Linked DNA regions of Homo sapiens: region 1 is linked to region 2. A link is a loop called in an ENCODE intact Hi-C map of the cell type or tissue named here. Cell type or tissue: mammary epithelial cell. All regions are shown on one strand. Links, peaks and the distances in the headings refer to the core of each region. The heading gives the core; the rest is flanking DNA. Region 1 has its middle 18 kb from the start of LINC03147. Region 2 holds the start of BTG3 (BTG anti-proliferation factor 3).

Evidence for each region. Peaks named below come from ENCODE experiments on the same cell type or tissue, not always from the same donor. Only the 100,000 strongest peaks of a DNase experiment are listed, where the experiment ranks them.
Region 1: it touches region 2 in a loop (5-fold over the local background); 5 of 110 quality-filtered maps call a loop at or near these places.

Annotation. Positions count from the first base shown.
Region 1 is chr21:17,900,324-17,907,805 of GRCh38, reverse strand. No RefSeq gene overlaps it. Among named protein-coding and RNA genes, the nearest start is that of LINC03147, 18 kb to the right of the region's middle. RefSeq lists an enhancer at 4,004-4,562. In mammary epithelial cell, for the core only: a CTCF peak has its summit at 4,579 (motif pointing right); no DNase peak of the experiment used is centred there.
Region 2 is chr21:17,608,091-17,615,572 of GRCh38, reverse strand. It overlaps BTG3 (BTG anti-proliferation factor 3), which reads left to right and starts at 2,672. Exons shown (of 5, transcript NM_006806.5): 1 at 2,672-2,874; 2 at 6,421-6,601. The coding sequence starts at 6,429. It overlaps BTG3-AS1 (BTG3 antisense RNA 1), which reads right to left and starts at 3,887. Exons shown (of 1, transcript NR_149073.1): 1 at 1,459-3,887. It also overlaps a transcript of CXADR not described here. In mammary epithelial cell, for the core only: a CTCF peak has its summit at 3,809; DNase peaks (open chromatin) are centred at 2,692, 3,422 and 3,892; H3K4me3 peaks cover 2,888 bases; H3K27ac peaks cover 2,703 bases.

The DNA.
Region 1 (7,482 bases), core at 1,500-6,499, 290 kb before region 2:
TGAGTAGCTGGGACTACAGGCACCCGCCACCACGCCCGGCTAATTTTTTGTACTTTTAGTAGAGACAGGATTTCACGGTGTTAGCCAGGATGGGCTCGATCTCCTGACCTCGTGATCCGCCCACCTCGACCTCCCAAAGTGCTGGGATCAGAGGCATGAGCCACTGTGCCCAGCCGGGTTATTATTTTAAAGACAATATCTTCGAATTTTTTTAAGAAGTAGATACATTTAGGTCTGATTTCCTTGAATATGAATGGATGTGTTTTATTCTTCTCTCCAATAGGATGTTAAATTAAATGATGCTGGGATCAGTGTTTCTGATGGCCCGATCTCAAAAAAAAGAGCATTCTCTTTGGATACATTTTCCAAAACTTTAAGATATGCAAAACCACCAGCAAATTTTATTCAGACAAGAAACGACCCTGCTTTACACACAGGGCAGGAACTGGTGCTGGGACTTCCATTCTGGCTATGAATAGAAGAAGCCTGGGCCAGCAAAAAAACTGACACTGAGAACGGAGGCGTGCAGCAAGGATAGTCTCATAAACAAAAAGGGAAGCAACAGAAAGGAAATCTGTAAAAACTCCCTGAGGCCTTTGATCACAGAACACCGTGTAGATGCTCCAAGGGCTCATTTAAGACATTGGCTAGTTACTATGTGACTTGAAGCAGCTCACGCCACCACTCTGAGCCTGCTTTTTCATCTGCAAAAAAAAAACCAGTATATCAACAACTAGTTTTGGGCATTCTTATAGGACTACGTTAAGTGCTTGGTAAAATGTAAGGGTATGTGATTACAGCAATATATTCATTTTAACAAAATTTCACAGTAAAATAATTTGGATGTTTTCTAGATTGTTTTTTTTTTTGGCATTTTACAGTGAAAACCGATAAACCCAGCAGCCAGCACTTTATTATCCAAGGACAAAACTTTGTGCATACCTTTAGGTTATCTAATACCTGGTACTAAAAGAAAAAAGCAAATAAAACCAACTTACAGATTGCATCTAGAACAGACGTTATACAATATCCATTTATGTCAATAAAGATATTGAAGTATAAAAAAAAAATTTTTTTTTTTTGAGACAGAGTCTCGCTGTGTCACCCAGGCTGGAGTGCAGTGGCACAATCTCAGCTCACTGCAACCTCTCCCTCCCAGGTTCAAGCAATTCTCCTGCCTCAGCCTCCGGATTAGCTGGGATTACAGGCACCTGCCACCACGCCCAAGTAATATATATACATATATGTATTTTTTTTCTTTTTTTTTCTTTTTTTTGTATTTTACTAGAGACAAGGTTTCACCGTGTTGGCCAGGCTGGTCTCGAACTCCTGACTCAAGTGATCTGCCCACCTCGGCCTCCCAGAGTGCTGGGATTACGGGCATGAGCCACCGTACCCGACCTAAAAAATATTATTTGTAAATTGACTAGACTGTAACTTCTAGGAAGTGTAAAAAATATTACTTTTAAATTGCCTTGAGTGTAACTTCTAACCCATATTTCTAAAAATTCACAGAAGTATTCAAACGCCACATTGGTGGAAGATGTAAGAAGGGGACTTTTATAGTTTGCTGTTCTGCCTTTGCTTTCCCATCTCAGATCTTCAGTAGGGTAGTTACAGCAACCTCTTATAAGAAAGTGCCATACCTAATAAAGATATCAGAGAGGTCATAGAGCAATCAAGAGTCAGGAACTGAGTTTCCAAACCCTTTTTCTCTGTCCTTTAGGTAGCTTCACTTCACTCTAACTCTCAATTGTTTGTTGGAATCATACTCCGTGGATTTTGCTACCTAACGTTGACAGAAAACATTAAAACTCCAGGCAATCCATCCCCAGTTCATCAGCTCTCACCTTGGGAGCACTGCTCAGGGAGGGTACAAAGACAGTCATTTCATTCCTCTCACTACAGCCACGTTTTCTGTCCTCCTCGCTGCCTTCCACCGTCTGTACTAATACTACTCTTATTCAGCCCCCAAGTGTTATTTCCAGGGATTTCCTCAAATCACAAGTCTTTATACAATATTTGGAATTTCATGTGATTCCAATGCAGGAAAAGTGCAATCTCCTGCCATTTCTATCACACTGTCTGGAAACCTCCCCTCCCACGTATTTACCTTAATGAAAAGAGGAAAATGGAAGAAAACATATCTTTTCCCATAAAAAAAAATCCCCTTTATTAATCAACCAAAAAATGCTACTTCATGACTCCTTTTTTTTTTTGTAGAGAGAGGGTCTCACTATGTTACCCAGGCTGGTCTGTAACACCTGGGCTCAAGCCATCCTCCTGCCTTTGGCCTCCCAAAGTGCTGGGATTACAGGCGAGAGCCTTCGCACCTGGCTGGCCTCCTTTATGGTATTTTTACATACTCCCTCTCTTCACTCTTCAGCCGTAACTTCTTTCTCCTGGCTTAACCACCTACCAGAGAGACCTTCCCCAACAACTCATGCAGATTTCCCTCTAGACAGCTCCATTACTCTATCGCACCACTGTTCTACTCTTTCTTAATTCTTATCCTAATATAAATTTTAAATATTCATCATTTATTTTTAATGCTTTTTGTTTATAATCCTACAAGACATATTGAGCTCCACAAGGATCTTTTTGCCGTACTCACCCCTGCATTTCAGTTCCTTGCTCACTGCCTGACACATAATACTGTAAAGAACTGGGAAGGGACTGAATTTTGCCCTACTCACAAGCCAATAAGTTTGCCTGCTACAGTTTCATTGATGCCAGTAGAAGACAGGAGACTCAGGGTCAGAGAAGAAGAACAGCTTATTAATCACAACAATAGCAACAGCCAGGATTTTGGCATTTTGGGGACAGTATCTCGAGGCCCAAGTCTACAGGGTGACACAAAAGAACCGAAAGATACCTGAATACATAGTGGGTTGTGATACAGGAGAGGAATGCTGAGTTTAGGGGATGCAAAAATTTTATAATGGGCAGCAAGCATGTCTGCCCTTTGCTCCAAAGGGAGACCCAATCCCTAGCTTCCAAGGCCATTCACTGTATGAACATCACTGAAAAGATTTTCTGGGACAAAGGGTAATCTGTGTCTTTCTTATAAGGTATGCAGAAACATAAGAAACCCATGGAAAATTATCTCCTAACAAGTAGAGAATCAAAAAATAATATTTTTTATTTAATGAATAAATGAACTAGAACACCAATCTAGCACAGGTAGTGAAACTATTTTTTAAAAAAGAAAGAAAACCTTCTTTTGTTACTGAAGAGATGTCCTTACCCAGTGGAATGCTGGCAACTGTTTAACATTCAGCTCTTGGGGATAGAGGAGAGCTGATTTGATTTGTAGCATTTTTCAGTTTTCTTGGCAAAAGTATTCACACTGTAACCAACAAGAAGTTACTGATATCTCGGAATGCAGAGCTGGGGAGAGATGCTGGACAACACATCATTGTGGAATATTCCCACCATATGAATGCAAAACGTAAATCATCTCAAAAGGTGACTTTACTAAATAGTAAAATACTTAGGAAGCGGTGAGTCTTGAGTACATATTAGTTTAGTTTTAAAGACAGTTTACTTCATTGTAAGTTTATACGACTAATTTTTTCGAGACAGGGCCTTGCTCTTTTGCCCAGGCTGGAGTGTAGTGGTGCAATCATAGCTCACTGCAGCCTGAACTCCTGGGCTCACGTGATCCTCCCACCTCAGCTTCCCAAGCAGCTGAGACTGCAGGCGTGCACTACCATGCCCAGCTAATTTATTTTTCGTTTTATTTTTTGTAGAGACGGGGGCCTCACTATGTTGTCCAGGCTGGTCTCAAACTCCTGACCTCAGGCAATCATCCCACTTTGGCCTTCCAAAGCTCTGGGATTACAGGTGTGAGGCACTTTGGCCGGCCTTGACTTAGTTTTTAATAATGTCTGTGTTTAATAAGTGGCTCACAAAATTCTTGAAAATTTAACAATTGGCTCTTGTGAGCGGGCACAGGACACTCTTTACCACTGTTCTTCACTCCTCTCTGCCTGTCTTTAGTGTCACTCTTGTCCCTTCAGTCCCATATGTATTTTATTTCCAGATCTTTCATTTCTTTAGAACTCAGCTACTTCTGTTCCTCCGGGCTATGCTCTGCCTCATTCCCTTTCACTACACCCCCAAGCCTCACCCCATTCCTGGAAAGCTTTCGATTCTGTCCTTCACCATCCTCCCACCCCCACCTCCCAATACACACACCCCATGGCAGGCCATAGAAGCACCCCCAGGGATGGGATCCAGGAAATTCCACTTCGCCTTCCTCAGTAATCAAGGCCACAGCAGGGAAGATGGCTAACTGTGTTCCCAAGTGATCACTTTCAATGGATTTCCTCATGAAATCATTGCAACTACCTACTTGTTAGGCTCTACACTATTTTTTGTGCCATATTTTAAGTACCATTTATTATAATAGGGATTTACAAGCAGATCTGAGATACTAACCTCTCTTCTGATGTGAAAAATGCATTCCAATTTCTAAACTGAGAAAGCAACTTTGGGAACATACACAAATGAGAAACTGCTTAATATATGGAATTTGATATATAATTGTATAATGTTTATTTATTGAACTATATCCACCAGAGGGCAGCAAAAAATTTTATATGGGACATGTATTTACTCAATACAGAATTAAGAGCAAACCTCCATCATTACTTGATGATAAACAGGAAACCATTCGAGTCCCAATAAAGGCTTTCAATATTATGGAGAAATATGATCACAAGGCTAAAATTTATTTTTTACTTTAAAGCCTCAATACTAACTTTCATATTAGGTTAATCTCCAGTTAGTTACTCATTGATCCGTTTAATATATATTATTTAAACACTTCTCATATTCAAAGCATTGTGCTAGTAATGACCACAGTGAGGCATGATTCGAGGAATACAAAAACAACTGCCTGCCTGTGCAGTTGTTTATATATCAGTCAGGATTCTCCAGAGACATAGAAGCATTTGGATGTGTGTGTGTGAGTGTGTACATTAAAAGATTTATTCTAAGGAATTGGCTCATGAAATTATGCGGGCTGGCAAGTCTGAAACTTGTAGAGACAGACAAGCAGGCTGGAAATGCAGTCAGGAGAGGATGCTATGGTCTTCAGGCAGATTTTCTTTTCAGTGAAACCTGTTTTTTGCTCTGAAGGACTTCATCTGTTGGGATGAGGCCCACCCACATTATGAAAGTTAGTATCTTTTACTTAAAATCAACCGACCGTAGATGTTAATTGCATCTACGAAATACCTTCACAGTGACACCTGGATTGGTGTTTGGTTACGTAACTGAGTACTACAGCCCAGACAAGTTGACACATAAAATTAAACACTCCAGGCTGGGCGCGGTGGCTCACGCCTTTAATCCCAGCACTTTGGGAGGCCGAGGCGGGCGGATCACGAGGTCAGGAGATTGAGACCATCCCGGCTGACACGGTGAAACCCCGTCTCTACTAAAAATACAAAAAATTAGCCGGGCGTGGTGGCGGGCGCCTGTAGTCCCAGCTACTCCGGAGGCTGAGGCAGGAGAATGGCGTGAACCCGGGAGGCGGAGCTTGCAGTGAGCCGAGATCGCGCCACTGCGCTCCAGCCTGGGAGACAGAGCGAGACTCCGCCTCAAAAAAAAAACAAAACAAAACAAAACAAAAAAACAAAAAAAAAAAACAAAAAAAAATTAACTACTCCACTGCTCAGAAACATTTTCCCTGTCCAGATGCTGTATCCTAGAAATGCCGCACTTGGAAAAACATGCTCTGAGTCATGAATTGATCTTTCCAGATAACGTCTCTAAAATGCATACATCCTTGGTAGGTTAATATACCTACCTAGACACCAAGGCGTGAGTGCCAGGTTATCACATACATTTCTCCAGACAAAAGAGAATCTGTGGCATCCTGAAAGCAATGAGTAGCAAGAGATTCTAAATGCTGAAAGCTGCGAGTCACCACCAAGAGGCAAGCAGGCTGGAAACCACCCATTTCCTCATTTTACATAAAATTCCGCTGCCCAAAAGTACAATCATTTATGCTTGTTGTAAAAAACTACAATGTTGTTATTGCTGTTCGAAATTGCATCTACTGAGAAAATGAGGAGCTCATGGCAGAAGGGAGGCAGGACTAGGCTGTAGCTTTGACTCCGACAGAGCAGCATGCTGAGGCTGGCACTGTGAATTTTAGCCCCAGATCGACTACAAGAACAAACCAGAAATACCGAGAGGACCCACAGCCCCTCTGAAGGAAGCCGACTGCTCCTGCAGGACCTGGGAGATGCCTCAAATACTGTGAGTGCCCCAACTGCAAAAGTGGGAAAGGGAGACCCTCCTCTCCCAAACACACACCCCCACTGGAGAAACTGAAGGTCTGTTTGTGGGAGAAGTTTCCAACCTTACCTGGAGCTGAGTCAATTTAGAGAGCCAAGCAAAACACAGGGATAGAGGAAGCAGCAGGAAAGGCCTTGGGAGCTCGCTGGGTCCCCAAGCAGGCCATTCCTGCCTGGGACCACAGAGATCCATCAGGAAGGCAGCCAGAGGAGCGGGGGAAAAACACCACAGGGAGAAGGAAATCTCCAGCTGAATTTTTTAACAATTGGAACCATGTGAGAAGCCTCCTGGCCAGAACTGGGGGGAGGGCATGAATCCCGTGCGCACACTCCCACAGGTGGGGGAAGAACCAAGCCCTTTTCGTTCCCAGCTGGGAGGTGGGTAGCCTGGGGCAAGTTCTCAAGCTCAGCTTACCCACCACCTGGAAACAGACTCAAGGCTGTTTGGGGGGCAATGGTGGGAGTGAGACTGACCCTTCAGTTTGCATGGGAGGTGGGTGAGGCCTGTGACTGCCAGCTTTCCCCGACTTCCCTGACAACCTGCATGACTCAGCAGAGGCAGCCATAATCCTCCTAGGTACACAACCCCATTGACTTGGGAATGTCATGCCCATCCCCCACAGCAGCTGCAGCAAGACCCACACAAAGAGAGTCTGAACTCAGACACCCCCTAGCCCCACCCCAACCTGATGGCCCTTCCCTACCCACCCTGGTAGCAGAAGACAAAGGAGATATAATCTTGGGAGTTCTGGGGCCGCACCCACTGCCGGTTCCTCTCCACACTACCACAGCTGATGCTCTCTGGAAAGCGCCACCTCCTGGCAGGAGGCCAACCAGCACAAAAATAGACCATTAAACCACCAAGGCTAAGAACCCTCACAGAGTCCATTTCACACCCCTGCCACCTCCACTGGAAACAGGTGCTGGGATCCACGGCTGAGAGACCCATAAACAGTTCACATCGCAGGACTCTGTGCAGACAACCCCCTGTACCAGACTGGAGCCCTGTAGACTCACTGGCTGGCTAGACACAAAAGAAAGACAGCAATCATTGCAGATTGGCTCACAGGAAGCCACATGCATAGGAAAAGGCGGAGAGTACTACATCGAGGGAACACCTTGTGGGACAAAAGAATCTGAACAACAGCCTTCAGCCCTAGATCTTCCCTCT
Region 2 (7,482 bases), core at 1,548-6,547:
GAGCATACATTCACATAACTTTTATTACAGTGTACTATAATAATTGTTCTGTTATTATAATTATTGTTAATCTCTTACTGTTCCTAATTTATAAATTATACATAGGGTTTGGTACCATGTGCAGTTTCAGACATCCACTGGGGATCCTGGAACATATCCTACCGTGGATAAGGGGGAACTACTGTAATTATTTACATCAGCTCTGCTCCTGTCTTATTCCAGGATGCTATAACAGAATACTATAGACTGTGTGGCTTAAACAACAGAAATTTCTCACAGTTTGGAGGTAGGGAAGTTAAAGATCAAGGTACCAGCAGATCCAGTGTCTGGTGAAGGTATGCTTTCTGGTTTGCTGTCTTCTCCCTATATCCTCACTTGGCAAGAGAGCAGACAGAGTGATCATCTCTCTCATGTTTCCACTTACAAGGGCACTAATTCCATTCATGAAGGTTCCACCCTCATGACCTAAGTGTCTCCCAAAGGCCCCACCTCCAAATACCATCACATTGGGGATTTAGTCTCCAACATACGAATATTGCGAGGGACACAAACATTTAGTTTATAGCAGCTCTCCTCTTTCAGTCCCATAAAGAGGAGGGCTCTGCCTTGCCATACCAATTCATTTGTGATTTTGTGATTCCAACTCACAAGGAAAGAGAGCTGGGGCAAAGCATCTGAAGCACACAAGAGTAGGGCAAGTTTTGAAAGAGACATAAAAACAAATACTGTGTGTGCAAGGGAAGTGGATGAGAGAAAAAGTGTTTAAGAGACATTGTTTGCTATGTGTCTATTTCACAGTGTTCAGCTATGAGAATTTTTTTTTCTTTTTTTAGACAGAGTCTTGCTCTGTCACCCAGGCTGGAGTGCCATGATGTTATCATAGCTCACTGCAGCCTCAATTTCCTGGGCTCAGGTGATCCTCTCACCCCAGCCTTCAGAGTATCTGAGACTACAGCTGCATGCAACCACACCTGGCTAATTTGTGTATTTTTTGTAGAGATTGGGTTTCATGATGTTGGCCAGGTTGGTCTTGAACTCCTGGAGTCAAATGATCCTCTCTCCTTGACCTCCCAAAGTACTGGATTACAGGCATGAGCTACAGTGCCCAGCCTGAGAATTTTTTAAAAGTCATTTTGAAATTGGGTTTCAGGTTCTTGCCTGTATTTTTTGAATATGGTACTGCTCTAAGACTGGAAAATGTGGACCACAGATTTATAAATACTACACAAAATACTAATCCTAAACTATAGAAATTTCTGGACAAATTTTGAGTAATGTGGGTGGTTACCTAGCTATTTTATGAAACTGCAGAATTAAAGGCCTTTATCTGTAAAAATAACCTCATCAGATTGTTATGATTTTAAAATAAAAACACCTTCACACCTCCTAGAAGACTCCAAGGTGTAAATATCCTCTTTAAATGTACCAGTAAGTAGACTAAGTCCTAGAAGAGTATAATTTTTTTTTTTTACAAATAAAGTTTATTGTACTGTTTGGGGGATGGTATATTTATTACTGCTAAAAAAATTACCATTTTGAATTGCTAATTGGCTATAACAAAGATCAGTAATACAAATTTAAAACATTCATAAAACTGAGCTGAAAACATGCTCCCAAGCCTAGTGGGCAGTAAGGAATCTGGCCAATATACTGTACAACTTGAACATTCAGTTCTTAAGTAGTTTACAACATGGTTTAGCCCTCTTTTAATAATAATAATAAAAAGGTAGGAATATCTTGTATTCCTCCCGCTAGTTGGATGTATTAAAGTGCTTTCACAAAACTAAGACCATGGTGTTAACTCAATATAAAAGGTTGAAAAGATGTTCCTTCTTTTCTTCAGAAAGTTAATGTTCCCTCTCCATATTTGTATTTGCTCAAAGATGAAGCTTTGCATCTGGGAAGTCCTTGAGTAGAGTGTCTCAGAAATAGAAAGCCTGGACTCTCAAGGCTTCATTCCTTTGGCCAACATCTTTGGAGCCTCTCCTTTATGCAAAACACAGTGGCCGGTGCCAGGGCAGCACACAAGCGTCCACAGGAGGCAGGCCCTGCTGTGAGGGGCCAGGGAAGGGCCCAACTAGGAGTGCCAACAACCGCCTAAAATACAGCAGGGCGGCTGCACGGTTAACGTGCGTGTAATTGACTACAGCAAGAAGGATGAGGATCTGTCCATAAATGCCAAGTTCCCCTTCCCGTCGAGTCCGTGTCCCCCATGAAGCCCCGGGTCTAGAGAGCTGGGTCTAGAACTCGCCATTCCGCCCTGAGGGTGTCAAGTGCAGCGTGGAGAGACCTGAGGGGGAAACAAAAAGGCCGAGACAGCCGAAAGGACCAAGCCCGCGCGACCCCCGAAGGCGCTGACGCACGTAGGGCGGCCGGGCGGGGGTCCCACAGGCCTTCAGCGCCGCTTTTTGCCGGGGAGGGAAGCCCGCGGTTCTGCGGACCGCGCCGTCGCGGTCGAGGGTCTGCGCCAGGCTCAGGGTAGGGCGAGGGTGTGTCGCCTCCCGTGCGGCTAGGCCCGGGGCTCGGGGGTGGCCTCGCGGCGAAGCCCCGCCCCCGGCACCGCCCCTCAGGCGCGCGAGCCGATCCCGCGCGCGCCAACCCTTTCCCGGGTCATCGCCCCTCCCCTCTTCCGGGCCGCGAGCCCCCTGCGCGCCGCTTTGGGGCTGCGCTCACTCGTGTGCGCGCTCGTCCGCCCGCCAGTCCTCTCAACGCGCGCTTGGCCGCCCGACGACGCGGGAGCCGCACGCGCCGGACGAGGCTCGCTGCGCTCCCTGTTGCCCAGCGCGGGCCCGTTGAGGCGGAGCCCTCAGTTCCCGGCCAGGACACGGTCTGGGCCGCCGAATCTCCGGCCGAAGAGCGGCGGCGGCAGCGGCGGTGAGGAGACCGGGCCGGGGAAAGGCAGACATGGCGGGGCTGTGGGTATCGGGGGAGGGTGGTCCCGTCGCCCCTGCGGCCACGTCGAAGGCTCGCTGGCGGGCGGCGCACCGGGGACAGGGGAGGGGCAGGGGATGGAACCAGGTTGCATGGGCTCCGGCTCGGCGCCAGAGCGGGGCTGCGGGCCGCGAGGGCGGCCCGCGAGGCTTTCCGCGGGACCCTCGGCGGGCGCCTGAGGAAAAAGACGCCGCCTCAGGGCTCCTGCCACGTTTCCCACAGCGCGTTACATTCCGCCTCCGGGTGGGCGACAACCCCGCGGCTTCCCACCCTCTGTCCACCCCCTTCGCGTCGGTGTTTTTTCTGGAGCTCCGCTTGTTTGCTGGAGAGTCGCGCCTCCGGGAAGCCGGGTCCTCGAACCCAGGGCCGCCCGCCGGGGACAGCGGACCCGCGGGGCAGGCGCACCCTGGCGAGGATGTTGTCGGGGAGGCTGGGCATTGGGCGCCAGGGCCCTTCCCCTTGAACTTGGGGAAAACCGGGATTGCAGAAGTTGGGCGCAGCTCAAGGCGGTTCTTTCAAGAGCGGGTGGAGATGTTTGATCCCTCCTCACCTACCTCTCTCAAAACCCCAGCGGGAGAGCCTAGCAGCAGGTTTCGATGGCTTCAGAAAGTCCAACTCTTAGCCCCTTGGAAAATTATTTCCCCTCTTCATGGCTTTGTGGCGCCGCTGAGGTCGGGCCGGGGCTCCTCACCCCACGGGCCAGTCTTCTCGCGCCCTCCACCTTGGGAACGTCTATCAGGAGAAAAATGTGTTCCTAGAAACGTTTGCGATTAGCTTTTCGTTACAAGGGAGGGAAAAGTACAAAAGTTATAAACTCCTGCGAGGCCGAGCTTGATTCTGGATTCCCTTTGGGTTTTATCCACGCAGCCGTGAGCAGAGGAGCCTTGTGGAACAAAGTAGAACTTGAGGAGCAGCCGCCGCGGTGACGAGGTCCCAGGATGACGTCACCGTGCGATATTTAAAATGGGAGCCTTTTGCTCTGAGTGTGGGTGGAGGACGCCTACTTACTCAAGACGCCTGAGGTCTTCTTGGCCCTGCTTGCCTCTGGTGGTTCTTGCCCTGACTGTAACTCTCCCTCTTTCACCTTTTGGTACTCCTAGAATACTGGTGGGAGTGGGCTTATTTTTCAGCTGTTCGAGCTATCATTTCTTCAAACGGGGAAAACAAAAGTCCAAATGAGTCATCTTGTGTTACAACCAAAAGCAACCACTAAGTGGTTCTTTCCTTCTTTTCTATTTTTTTATATGAAGCAGAGCAAACAGAAACAAATCCAGAACTCAGATATGTGGCACATAGTTGGCAAATGTAATGAATGAGGAGAAAGATCTAGTTAAAAGATTCAGTACATTTCTTTAGTGTGGTTCCTTGTTTGCTTTGCTGGAGTGGAGGCTAATGTAGTTCCATCAGCAAAACTTTCTTCCCAACCCGTATATTAAATTGCCTTGGGTTTTCTTTTCCATCGTATCGTGGTGGAATATAAACGTAGCTTTACAAAGTGGAAATGGCTTACATTTTTCAGGAGGAGGCTGCACAGCAGTCGTGGTGGGCTGGGGTTATGTATACGTGTACACTCGTGTGTGGACCCATGCCCGGTGCCTGCTAGCTGGCTGTAGAAGGTGAATTTCTCATTCTAGGGTTCTGGGAGGAAGATTTGTGTGCCTTCCCCTCCATCAGGCTATCTGCGGCTGCCAGCACACCTCTCAGATAACTGTGTAGAATTTATTTCACAGTGAGGTTCCTTGTTTGAATTTGCACTTGGAATAAAGGAGTCATATTCTGAAGAGAGACTGAAAGAGCAGTTTGAGAAAAGAAAGCTAACAATCAGCTTTATTTTTTTGGAAATGTGGGAACACAAACTACTGCTAGGTTAGTTGTTTTTATGCTAAACATAGCAGAGGCTGTATGTTTTTAATACGTAATTGGCTCCCAAAAAGGTGATGTTGCTTACTAAAGGCAGCATCTTAATAACTCCAGGTTACAGCAGCCAGATGAATGAGCTCACTGAGTAGAGACAACATACATCAAAACAATCTTAGGACAAGGGTTTGCCCTTAAGGATTAATCAATGATAAATCAGATATACCATTTTTAAAGTCCTTTGAGGCAATCCAAAATGTAGCTAAATCTCTGATTATTTCTTTTAGTTTGTTTTTCTGCGGGTGACCTGAATTTCCATTTCTTAAATATGTCCTGATAGATCCACTAGTTTTTGTGTCTCTTAACTTGTGGATAAATGTATCTCTCTTCCTGAAAGAGTACTTTCGGAAAGTCAATGCTGAAATTTTTTATGTAGAACAGTTTTGGGATTTAATTTATATACCATGCAATTCACCCATTTAAAATGTACAGTTCAATGGTTTTAGTATATTCACAAAGTTGTACAACCATTACTATAGTGAAATTTAGTAAATATTTTTATCACCTCAAAAAGTAACCCTGTACTTATTAGCAATGCTCCTTTTCTTGGTTTCCCACTTCCCCGTAGGCCACTAATCTGTCTTCTGTCTATATAGATTTGCTTATTCTGGATATTTCATATCAATGGAATCGTACAATATGTGGTCATTTGTGACTGGCTTCTTTCCCTTAGTGTGATGTATTCAAGGTTCACCCATGTTGTAGCTTATATTAGTACTCATTCGTTTTAACTGCTGAATAATATTCCATTACATGTATATACCACAGTATTTGTCCATTCCTTAATTGGTAAACATATAGATTGTTTTTACTTTTTAGCTATTATGAATACTGCTGTGGGCATTTCTGTGTTCAAGGTTCACCCATATTGTAGCTTGTATTAGTACTCATTCCTTTTCATTGCTGAATAATATTCCATACGTGTGTATAACACAGTATTTGTCCATTCTTTAGTTGGTAAACATATTGTTTTCACTTTTTAGCTATTATGAATACTGCTATGGGCATTTCTGTACAAGGTTTTGGTGTGGACATATGTTTTCATTTCTCTTGGGCAAATAGAAGTAGAATTGGCCGTGTCATATGATAACTCTGTGTTTAACCTTTCTAGGAACTGCCGAACTTTTCTGTTATAAAATAGCTCTACAGTTCTAGATTTTAAAGTAGACTTTTTTTATGTTTTAAAGTTCAAATCATTTCACAGAATTTTAAACTTAGATTATTGCAGCTAAATATTGACACACACAGTAACATCTATGTCGTATCATTTATTATAGTGCTTCTCTTTTACTGATAGGTGTGGTTTTATTTTAGCCAACAGGAGCAACGTGCTATCTTTATGGAATTTCTTCATGAAGCTAAGTGATAAGATTTTTAAGTAGTATTTTATAATAAGGCCTTTATGGCATAAAGATAAGTAGATTGTTCTCTACTTCAGATATAAGCCAAAGAAATACAAGATAAAATTGGAAGGAGGAAGGGGAGAGCTGTAAAGGAGGTATATCTTACAGAGCTTCATCTTCCCAGTTTTTATATTTTGTTTTTCTGAGAAAACATGTTTTATCTTTGCAGGGAAAAAAATGAAGAATGAAATTGCTGCCGTTGTCTTCTTTTTCACAAGGCTAGTTCGAAAACATGATAAGTTGAAAAAAGAGGCAGTTGAGAGGTTTGCTGAGAAATTGACCCTAATACTTCAAGAAAAATATAAAAATCACTGGTATCCAGAAAAACCATCGAAAGGACAGGCCTACAGGTAAAGGATTAGATTGGATTAAGCAGAGGCTGATCAACCCCTGAGGTGGGTTCAAGGCCGGATGATTGAAGGGTGTGCAGACCATGCCTACAGGTGTTTCATCTGCAAAATATAGAACTCTGGGGTGTTTGTATATTTTCTCCTTACTCATTTTAAAACAAGTATTTGTTGGCGGAGTGGTGGAGTCCCACTGCCTGGACACAGGAGGCCAATGCTATGGGGTCAAAGGAGTTAGTCTTTTGTGGTTATAGCCTGGCTCCTAACAGTGCATTTCTGTTTATCACAAATACTTAGGGATTTTCACAATTCTAGAGGACCCCTAATAACACATTAATGGGCATGGTAGGAGTTGAAAGAAGTGAATCTTGCATCTAAAAGTAAATTACATGTTATATGTTCTTTGAAAAAAAAAAAAGTATGGAAAAAGGGAACTAAGATTATCAGACACCTGATATGTCGTTAATACAAGAATAATCTCATTTATATATTTGTGGTAGAAGTCAGTGTAACTATTTTCTAGATGAATGTGACTCACCTGTGATCCACGACTAGTAAATAATGGCTCTGGGATTTGCTTTTCTGGGAGTTTTTTTTTTTTGTGGTATTGTTTTTGCTCTGTCACCCAGTCTAGAGTGCAGTGGTATAACCATAGCTCACTGCAGCCTCAAACTCCTGGGCTCAAGCAATCCTACTGCCTCAGACTCCAAAGTAGCTAGGATTATAGACATGTGCCAACACACCAGGCTAATTTAAAAACAAATTTTTTTTTGTATAGATGGGATCTTGCTGTGTTACCCAGGTGAGTTTCAAACTCCTGGCCTCACGCGATCTTCTCCCTTTGCCTCCCAGAATGTGAGGATTACAGGCGTGAGCCACCATGC